Regions from separate parts of the Homo sapiens genome. Here region 2 is linked to region 1. A link is an interaction called in ENCODE POLR2A ChIA-PET data of the cell type or tissue named here. Cell type or tissue: PC-9. All regions are shown on one strand. Region 1 overlaps ASCC1 (activating signal cointegrator 1 complex subunit 1). Region 2 overlaps SPOCK2 (SPARC (osteonectin), cwcv and kazal like domains proteoglycan 2).

Region 1 (5,000 bases):
CCATTGGGATAATCCTGCTAAGAAAAAATTTAAAGGTAGATAAAATATTTTGTTTAGAGAAGTACTTGTTCTTTTTACCTTATGAAAATCAGGTCACAGGTTTTTAATCACTGAAGGTTTATCCTAAGCTATGCAAAGATTTAGCTGAGTTCCTCCCTTTTATGTTTCTTGGTGCCTTTTGTGACTAAATGCCAAATCTCAGCCCTTTAAGCATGTCAGAGTTAGTGTGCCTGGGGAATAAAGAGCAGTTTTAATAGTTCCTCAGAATTTTTGACATGACAGTATGAAAACAGTAATTGTAGTTTTTCAAATTCAGCAAAGCTTTTGAAATAGGACAAAGTTACCCTGCCAAAAATCTGCAGTGCATGCAAAAATTTGTTTAAAGATGCTCTTTTTAAAAAGCTGGAAAGATGTGGAACCAGCGAGTAAAATAAAGCAAGCCTCCCCAACCTTCTTCTCCTGATTTCTCCCATCACATGCATTTGTTTAAAAAGTGCAAAACTGATTTACTTCTGAGAAGAGACTACTTCTTAAAAAAACAAAAAGGGTACTTCTGTTAAATCTCTGGTAAGTAAATCAGTAAATTGGATCATCGAATTTTTTCTTGCTCTTTGACCTTAGTCTTTGTGCTTGGTGTACTTAGAAAAAATGTCCATAAATAATGGCATTTCTAACCTGAACCTTTTATGGTGTAGTGGTCCCAAATTAAAATATGAAAGGAAAACACTGAAAAATGAACAGACCTGTACATAGTGTGCTGTAGTTTAATTTGATGGTTTTTAAAATGGGAGTATTGAAATAAATGTGGCTATGTTGGAATTTGATTTAAACTGTGGAGCTGTATGGCTATATTGAAGAAATGAGTAGTTGAGTATTCATTTTAAATTTGGGGGTAGTTTTTTAATTTGAAGGATGCTATGAGACCAAAAACAGGAGTTTTGTTTCAATTTTTCAGTGAAAGGCTCTTGTAGCTCTATAGATTTTGAATGAATTATTCAGTGTTTAGTAAATTCGGAAGCTCCGGCTGTGTCCCTGGTGACTTTCCTTTGTGAGATGTAGGACACAGACCGTGCACTGGCTCTGAGTACGGAGTCTGACAAATGTGCAGCTCTTCTTCAGTCACAGCAGCACCCTCCTGTGCCTCAGTGTTTCCAGCAGGCCTGACGTCAAACCAAAGAAGTTTAAAGGGACTAGAAAGAGGAGAGAAAATACGCGTGAACAAACATTAATGCCTGATTATTGCCTCACGTGTCATCAGTTGGAAAGTAATTTGCTTACTGGTGTCCCAGATGTAATTGTTTGGCCACTAAGACAAAGAGTGTTTATCGGGCAAACCATCGGATTTCTATCCTGCTCTTTCATCTCCCTCTTGATAAATCTCAGGGGTGGGTTGAAACAGTTTGTGTTTCTGCTCATAAAGCAGGCTTTGGATCCTGTTTCATTGTTTCTAATTTTTTTTCTTCTTAGTACCCCATCTAATTCCAAGTATTTGAGGTAGTTAAGAGTGAGGACATGTATACAAAAGAAATGTTACAGTCAGAGATTTAGAAACCATAAGGATGGTATAGGGAGAAAATTCTATCTGAAAGTCAAGGTAAGGTAATAATTGTACTTGAGCATTAAAGTTTGGTACTATTTTCTGACACCAGTGTACTTGAACTAAATTACAAAAAGAAATACACCACTTAGTATAGTTCTTGTCTGATAAAAAGCAGTATGACAATTTTTTTTATAGTTTAAAAAAATTTTCAGTTGTGGTAAAATACAACATAAAATTTGCCATCATAACCATTTTAAGTGCATAGTTCAGTAGTGTTAAGTACACTCAGGTTGTTGTGAAGCCAACCCCAGTATAACAGTTTTTTCAGGAGAGTAACCTTTTCTGGTTCTCGATCCATCAAAAGTTTGTCATGTAAATCTTAATAAAGAATGCTGAATGATGATTGACAGTGTCTTTAACAGGAATTTTGCAGAAGATAAAAACATTGTTCATATGGGTCTTTCTTCTGTTGACCTTAGAAATTGCAGATATAACATTAAATATAACCCATTAAAAACATTTTAGTGGGAATCTAAGCCAATGGTGTGGTGATGCTTTCTGGTGATATAACTATGCAGGGTGAGAGCTTTAAAAATGTCGGAGGATGTGTATTTAGTGTGAAACTTTTTTTCAAACAAACTTTTTTGACTTCATTTTGATAGGATTCAGTGGCAATCTTTCAAATCGAATTCTTTGGCTAGTACTTGGAATGAAGATACATTGTGTATTGATGGAAGCTACATACCTCAGATGACAGTTCAGAGCTTGGCTTGTGTTTTGAAACATTTCACTTCTTATTAGAGGTGGCTATAGGAAGACTTATTATGATCAAGGCTGTAATTTTTCTTAATTAGAAAAAGTATCTGGGCCGGGCGCAGTGGCTCATGCCTGTAACCCAAGCACTTTGGGAGGCCAAGCTGGAAGGATTGCTTGAGCCCAGGAGTTTGAGACCACCCTGGGCAACATGGAAAGAAAAGTGTCCGCCTAAAATAGTTGAGTTACTAGTTTCACACTGAGAGAAGTTTTGGTCTTATGCAATAATAAGGCCTTGAAGTGTTAAGGGAATCTTTACTACTAGGATTCCTAGGCTACAAAGAGCATCCCCATGACCTGGGTTCAATGTCAAGACAACTTTTTCCTTTTTTTCCAGCTGTCTTTTGATTGATCCTAAAATCCTTTTTTTTTTCTTTTTTTTTTTTTTGAGATGGAGTCTTATTCTGTCGCCCAGGCTGGAGTGCAGTGGCGAGATCTCTGCTCACTGCAAGCTCCGCCCCCTGGGTTCGCGCCATTCTCCTGCCTCAGCCTCCTGAGTAGCCGGGACTACAGGCGCCCGCCACCACGCCCGGCTAGTTTTTTGTATATTTAGTAGAGATGGGGTTTCACCGTCTTTCAGCATGTTAGCCAGGATGGTCTCGATCTCCTGACCTCATGATCCACCCGCCTTAGCCTCCCGAAGTTCTGGGATTACAGGCGTGAGCCACCGCACCCGGCCAAATCCTTTTGTTTTTAAGGCAGTACCACATTTTTACTTAATGACAATATAGCATGTGTATTATGCTGTTCTTGCATTATTGCTATAAAGAAATACCAGAGACTGGGTAACTTATAAAGAAAAGAGGTTTAATCGGCTCACAGTTCTGCAGGATTGCAAGAAGCATGCTCGGCTTCTCGGGAGGCCTCAGAAAGCTTCAATTATGGCAGAAGGTGAAGGGGATCAAGCACATCACATAGCAGAAGCAGGAACAAGCAACAGAGAGTGGCAGGGGAGGTGCCACACACTTTGAAACAAGTAGATTTTGTGTGAACTCAGAGTGAGAGCTCATTTATCACCAAGGGGATGGCCCAAGCCATTGACAAGAGATCTGTCCCCATGATCCCAACACCTCCCACTAGGCCCCACCTCCAACATTAGGGATTACAATTCAACAGGAGACTTGGGCAGGGACAAATATCCAAACTATTTAATATATCAGCCTGTGACCATATTCTTCTCAAAATTGTCCAGAACAGCTTCCCCCTTAAAACATCCATTTAATGTTTGCCAGAGATTTATTGAACACCCATTTTGTATAAGTCATGGTGTGAGATTTTGAGGATATAGATGTGGATAAGATGGAGAAAGTGCCTATCCCCTTGGGGTTTGGAGAAGGCTGCGCAGTGAGCTGATTTTTAATTGGGTTTCAGCATGGCACAACAAGGCCTTTTCTGGTTGCAGTACAAGTTTCTTTATTAAGGGGTCCAGGAAGAAAACAGGATGGTGGGGTTTTACTTAACACAAAGGTAATACGTGTTAATTTTAGGAAAACCAGTAATTACAGATACACAAAAATAAAATATCATTTTGTAATCTTACCACTAAAAAATAATTACCATTAGCACTTTGGATATGTATATGTATGTTTTTCCTTTGAGGTGTAATTTACTTACACTAAAAATGCACAGATCTTAGGTGTAGTTGATGAGCTTTGACCAATGTCTATACCTGTGCAACCTCACCCAAATCAAGACGTGGAACATTGCCATCACCCCATGAGGGTCCCTCATGCCTTTTTCCAGTGAATTCACTTCTCCCAGAAGCAACCTCTGTTCTGATTTCTATTACATAGATTTGGTGGTTTGTTTTTAAATGTCCCATAAATAGAATTATTTAGTATATACACTTTTGTGTTTGGTTTATTTTGGATATTTTTTAAAATTTTAACTTGTTAATGGATAATACATTTACATAGTTCAAAAAGTTGCAAAGGATACGCAGTGCAGTTTCTCTACCACTGAAATTCATCAGCCACCTGCTTTCCTCTCTAGAGGCAACCAGTGTACCACTTTCTCTGTATCCTTCCAGGGATTTTATAGATGTATGAACAAATATATATAACATATTTTTTATACCTCCATCTTTTGTACAAGTAGCATAGCATGCACATTGTTGTAAACCTTTTTTAAAACTTAGAAATATAACTTATTATATCAGTTTTATATATCATTTTATATCAGTTTTTAATGTTTTTTATATTGTTTTATATCAGTACCTAAAAGCTTCCTTAGTCACATGTATAGTTTATTTATTGCTCTTAGTATTATAATTTATCTAATCAGTACCATGTTATTTGACTTTTAGTCTGTTGCCAATCTTTTGGTACTCAAAACAAAACTTTATGCCTCATTTAAAACCCTATGCATAGGCCAAGTGCAGTGGCTCACGCCTGTAATCCCAGCACTTTGGGAGGCCAAGGCAGGCAGATGTCTTCAGCCCAGGAGTTCAAGACCAGCCTGGGCAACATGGCAAAACCTAGTCTCTACTAAAAGTATAAAAATTAGCCAGACATGGTGGCACATGTTTATAATTCCAGCTACTTGGGAGGCTGAGGCACAAGAATTGCTTGAACCTGGGAGGTGGAGGTTGCAATGAGCCAAGATCACGCCACTGCACTCTAGCCTGGGTGACAGAGTGTGGCCCTGT
Region 2 (5,000 bases), 77 kb after region 1:
GGACTCAAGCGATCCTCCCACCTCAGCCTCCCAAGTAGCTGGGATCACAGGCACACACCACCATGCCTGGCTAATTTTTGTATTTTTTGTAGACAGGGGGTTTCACCATGTTGCCCTTGCTGGTCTTGAACTCCTGGACTCAAGCAATCCACCCCCCTCCGCCTCCCAAAGTGCTAGGATTACAGACATGAGCCACTGTGCCAGCCTCTAGCCTCTTATTCAGACCCCAATCTCATCATGAGGGCCCTACCCTGATGGCTTATCTAAACTGAATCCCTCCCCCAAGGCCCCGCCTCCTAATCGACTCCCATTGGAGGTCAGGATTTCAGCATATGGGTCTGGGGGGGACACAGATATGCAGTCCACAACCCCGTCTCTGCGCGTCTCCTTGCAGGAGCAATGTGGGTCTTCTAAGAGCCGTGGATGGGAAAAATGTATGCCCAGGCCTATGCCTGCATACACAGTTTAGATACCACTGTGCCCAGCCTCAGTGTGCAGACCTGGCCCGGCTGTGGCTCTTGAAGTGTGCCAGCCTCTGACCGCCCAAGGGCTTGGCCAGCATCCAGTTGCAGGTGTGGCTCCTTCCTTGGGGTTCCTGCAGCATTTATTGGCCATAACTCATTTGGCACAGGTTGGATGCTGCCTCATAGCATCACTTACACTGCGGGCTGTATCTTCAGAGTCCTTCTGCTGGTATTTGTAATGTGTGTTTGTCACATTCCTCCCATCGTGATCCCCTGAGGAGTGGGTCTGGGAACAGTCAGCCTTGTGTACCTTACCACCCCATCCCCAGAGCATTGCATGGGGTGTTTGGCACACAGTAGGTGCTCAATGTAAACGTGTGCACTGTGGCATGTTAGAGCCAGACAGGATCTCATCCAGCCCGTTCTCTGCACCCCTCCCTCCCCTCTCCAAGTAGCCCTGCTGTGGGTTCAAGTAAAGAGGGGCTGGGGCGCTGGTCTGATTGTGTGGGTGATTTGGGGAGATCTCTTCCTCTTCCGGAACCCCAAAAGGTTGGGACAAACACAGCAACAAGCCCAGCTCCCTGAATTTCAGTGATTCATTTGTGGGATAAAGGAGTGAATGATAAAGTGAAGGACGACTGTCCCCGCGTCTCCCTGTCCTTCAGCCCTCCGTGCCTATCCCTGGCTACAGCCAGTCTCCCACTTTATCCTGTGGAGAGGGTGCTCTGAGCCTCTTCCCCACTCCCACACCATATTATGCCCACAGAGTGGGCCAGCCACCTGTCAGACATGTGGATGGTGGAGACAGGGCTCCCTCGGGTAGAGAACAGATTCTGTAGGGTGGGGCGTCCAGCCCCCTCCTGCTGTCTTCCCCAACACCTGCCAGTCGGTCAAGGCTGCCCTGTATAGAAGGACAAGCCAGGCCCAGCTGGTGTCTTACCTCTGCCTGGATGCAAACAGCTCGCTCCTTCCCTGACCCCTTGTCCCCTGGCACAGGGCAGAGGACGCGAAGTCTCTGAAATCGTTCGGGCTCCTATTCCGCTCATCTCCAAGTTCTCAGTTTGGAAGAACTGGGGGAGCAGAATCCTGGAGACTCAGAAGCACTGAGCCCCACATTTCACAGGTGAAGAAACAGGGCCAGAGAAAGGGCAGGCACCTGCAACCCCACTCCTCTTGTGGCCTGGGGCTCTTCCCCTGCACCACGGCCTGTGGCTCAGCTCCAGCCCTGGGGTCTTCCTCAGACCTCCCTGGGCTTGAATTCTGACCCCCACCCCCATGTTCCAGGAGGGAAGCCAGGGTCCTGAGGCAGCTCAGAACATAGCCCCGGGCCCCTCACACCTCCCGCTGTTCTCTGCCCTTTATGGACTATTGGGGCCACCGCCCGGAGCAGGGACCAAGGACTAGGGCAGCCACCAAGATGCCACTGGACCAGCAGGGAGGTCAGGGCCCGGGCAGCAGGTGGGTGTTGGCGCAGGCATACCTGAGCCCAGGCCCAGCCCGGCTCCTGGCATGCAGGGAGTGATGATATGCACATTTTTGTCCTCCAAGGAAATTCCTCTGAGGGCAGAGGAGGTGGGAGGCCAGAGTCTTCTAGATGCCTGTCTCCTTCTGTTTATCCAGGCCTATCACAGCCTCTGCCGCCCCCTCCAAGAGAGGCTCAAGTATTTAATGACTGGCCCCTCTGCCCCCCACTTCCCAGCCACCCCCACCCCCTCACAGGGACACTGCCTCCCCAGGTGCCCTCTCCCAGGTGTGTGATGGGGTGTTAATCCTCAGCGGAGGAGGATCCCAGGTGTCCCCACTGGGCCCCACCTTGCTCTTTTCTGAGTCCTTCTGTCTGTGCCCTGTGGCTATTTCCAGGGAGGGCAGGAGGAGGCCACAGAGGCAAGCTTCTCTCCAGTCCTGGGCCTTCTTCAGTGGACTGGCCTCCATCACAGGCCCCGTTGCCTGAGGAATGAGGCCAAAATAATGGCAGATACAGGGCCTCTCAGAGGCTGAGCCAGGCCTGGCCCACTTCCATTTTTAGAGATTCTTGATCTATTAAAAAATGAAGAAATGCCGTAACAGGGTTAGGGAAATTGTGGTGTATTCAGTCTTATGATGACTGTCTTCTTTCCGTCCTGTCGCTGTGCCTCTGGCTGTGTGTCCTCAAGTGGAGACAATGTCAGATGTCCATATTGAGACCCCTTGTAACACTGAGACCCTACAGAACCTCTGCCCAGTCCTGTCCCTAGGCTCCCCGGGTGTGTGCCAGAGAACCCGGGGTTCAGGTGTCCTGTCTTGTGTCTTTTGAAAGTATGGAGCTTCAGTTCACAAAGTCCCCTTGCAGACATGATTGCCTGGGTTCTTCTGCAGCTCAGAGGGGAAGGCAAGGGGGTCATCCTTATTTTACAGCCAAGGAAGCCAGTCCAGCAAGGGAAGCGACTCACTTGCTGGCAGTCAGTGGCAAGGCCAAGCAGGAGCCCAGGCCCCTGAGTCCTTGGTGGTGAGGGGTGTAGGGGGTGAGGTCTCTCTGTCACACTGTGCTGCAAAGAAGCAGGTGGATCTTGACCCCATAAGCCAGGGTCTGGAGGGCTGCTCTTCTTTGCTGATTCGCTGCTAGGTCCCAAGCTTCATACCAGATGGAGAAGCTGGGAGAGATTGGGTTAATTCAAGCTGTGAAGTGAGCGGGTGATTTGGGTGCTAATTAAAATGACAGGAAGTAAACAGCACTTGGAAACACCCAGCATGTGCCCCCTAAGCCTGACTAGGCCTGCGCACTCACTGCTGTCTCCCCCAGCTTGGCTCAGTGGGCACCGTCTCCATGGCAACTGAGCTGAGCTGCAGAGATCAAAGCTGAAGATGGGTTAGCTCCAAACCAGCTGAACCAGGGGTCATGTGAAGGGGTTTCTGAAAAATGCCTGGAGAACGGGGGCCCCCAGGTGTCTTCCCCTTCCACCACCAGACCCTCCTCTCCTGGCTGCAAAACTCCCTGCCTAGGACTTGAAGCAGAGTTGGTGTGGTAGGAGAAACCACCTGTGGGCTGGGATTGGGCCTCCTGGGACCCACCCCTGGCCTAGGACTTTTTTCATCAGCTAACATTTATGGAGTGCTGGTTAGGGGCACGGATTCTGGAATCACAGTTCTGGGTGCAGCACTCTTCTCCTGTGCAATTGCTGTGTGACCCTGCCTAAGTCACTTAACCTCTCTGAGCCTCAATTTTATCATCTGAGACATGGAGATAATAATAGTAATGTTTCTTAGAGCTGTTGTGAAGAGGAAACAAGCCAATGAATGTGAAGTGTTTAGCATAATGCTTGCCACGTGGTAATTGCTATAAAGATGTCAGCTATTGTTAGGAGTGTGTATTACTAGGTACTAGATGTTGGGCATAGAGAGAAGAAATTTACATGGTCTCTGCTCTCAAGGAACTGGCTATTTAACTAGGGCGGAGTGAGGCAGAGGCGACATTGCCTGGTGTCACTGGAACAATGGTAGACTTCTGTGAGGCACAGCTGGCCTGAAGGATAAGGAGTGGGGCTCGGGAAGATGATGGCTGAGCTGGGTTTTGGGAGATGAGTAGAAATTCTGGGGCTGATGTGAACTTGCATTCTGGATGGAGACAGCTGTGCTGGGGTTTGGCCATGCTGGAACCTTGCAGGAAGGACCTGGAGCTGGGGTAGCCAGGGAGAGATCAAGAGAAGATGGAATTTCTTCTGTAGGTGACTGGGAACCCGTGAAAGGCTTTCAAAATATAATACTTATTATATTTTTTATTATTTTTAAAATTTATTTTATTTTTATTATTTATTTCTTTATTTTTTTGAGACGGAGTCTCACTCTGTCGCCCAGGCTGGAGTGCAGTGGCGTGATCTTGGCTCACTACAAGCTCTGCCTACCGGGTTCACGCCATTCTCCTGTCTCAGCCTCCCGAGTAGCTGGGACTACAGGCGCCCGCCATCACACACGGCTATTTTTGTATTTTTAGTAGAGATGGGGTTTTACCGTGTTATCCAGGGTGCTCGATCTCCTGACCTCGTGATCCGCCCGCCTTGGCCTCCCAAAGTGCTGGGATTACAGGTGTGAGCCACCGCGCCTGGCCTATTATTTATATTTATTATGATTATGATTATGTTTTTTCTCTTTATTACAAAGTAATATATGTTCATTGCAGAAATTTTGGGGAAAGTTGGAGAAAAGCAGAAAGATGTCAGAATTCTCTGTATTCCTACCCAGCAGTGGAAATGACTGTTACCATTTTGGTATAAATCCTTTTCACCTACTCACTTTCTTTTTCCCCAAAATGAGATCAAACTGTATATTCAGTTTCAAAGAGAGAGAGACCGGGTCAGAATTGTGTTTTGGAAGGATCCGGGTGGCCGCAGCCGTGTGGAAGACAGTGGGAGGAGGGAGACCCTCAGGAGGCGCTGCAGTTTTTCGGGTTGGGGTGGTCCTGGCCGGTGGGTGTAGGGCAGGGAGGGCAAGCGAGAGGGATTCGGGAGGGGAAGGGGCAGGACAGTCTTTGGGTTGGTGAGGGTGGCACGGTAAGCGTGCTCC

What was found. Peaks named below come from ENCODE experiments on the same cell type or tissue, not always from the same donor. Only the 100,000 strongest peaks of a DNase experiment are listed, where the experiment ranks them.
Region 2: POLR2A ChIA-PET joins it to region 1 with 17 read pairs; 6 of 35 experiments call an interaction of 5 or more read pairs at or near these places.

What each region holds. Positions count from the first base shown.
Region 1 is chr10:72,154,513-72,159,512 of GRCh38, reverse strand. All of the region lies in intron 6 of ASCC1 (activating signal cointegrator 1 complex subunit 1), which reads left to right. Among named protein-coding and RNA genes, the nearest start is that of ANAPC16, 59 kb to the left of the region's middle. In PC-9, no CTCF peak of the experiment used is centred here; no DNase peak of the experiment used is centred here.
Region 2 is chr10:72,077,779-72,082,778 of GRCh38, reverse strand. All of the region lies in intron 1 of SPOCK2 (SPARC (osteonectin), cwcv and kazal like domains proteoglycan 2), which reads left to right. Among named protein-coding and RNA genes, the nearest start is that of SPOCK2, 8.3 kb to the left of the region's middle. RefSeq lists an enhancer at 1,218-2,002. In PC-9, no CTCF peak of the experiment used is centred here; DNase peaks (open chromatin) are centred at 628 and 2,008; H3K4me3 peaks cover 1,045 bases; H3K27ac peaks cover 4,045 bases.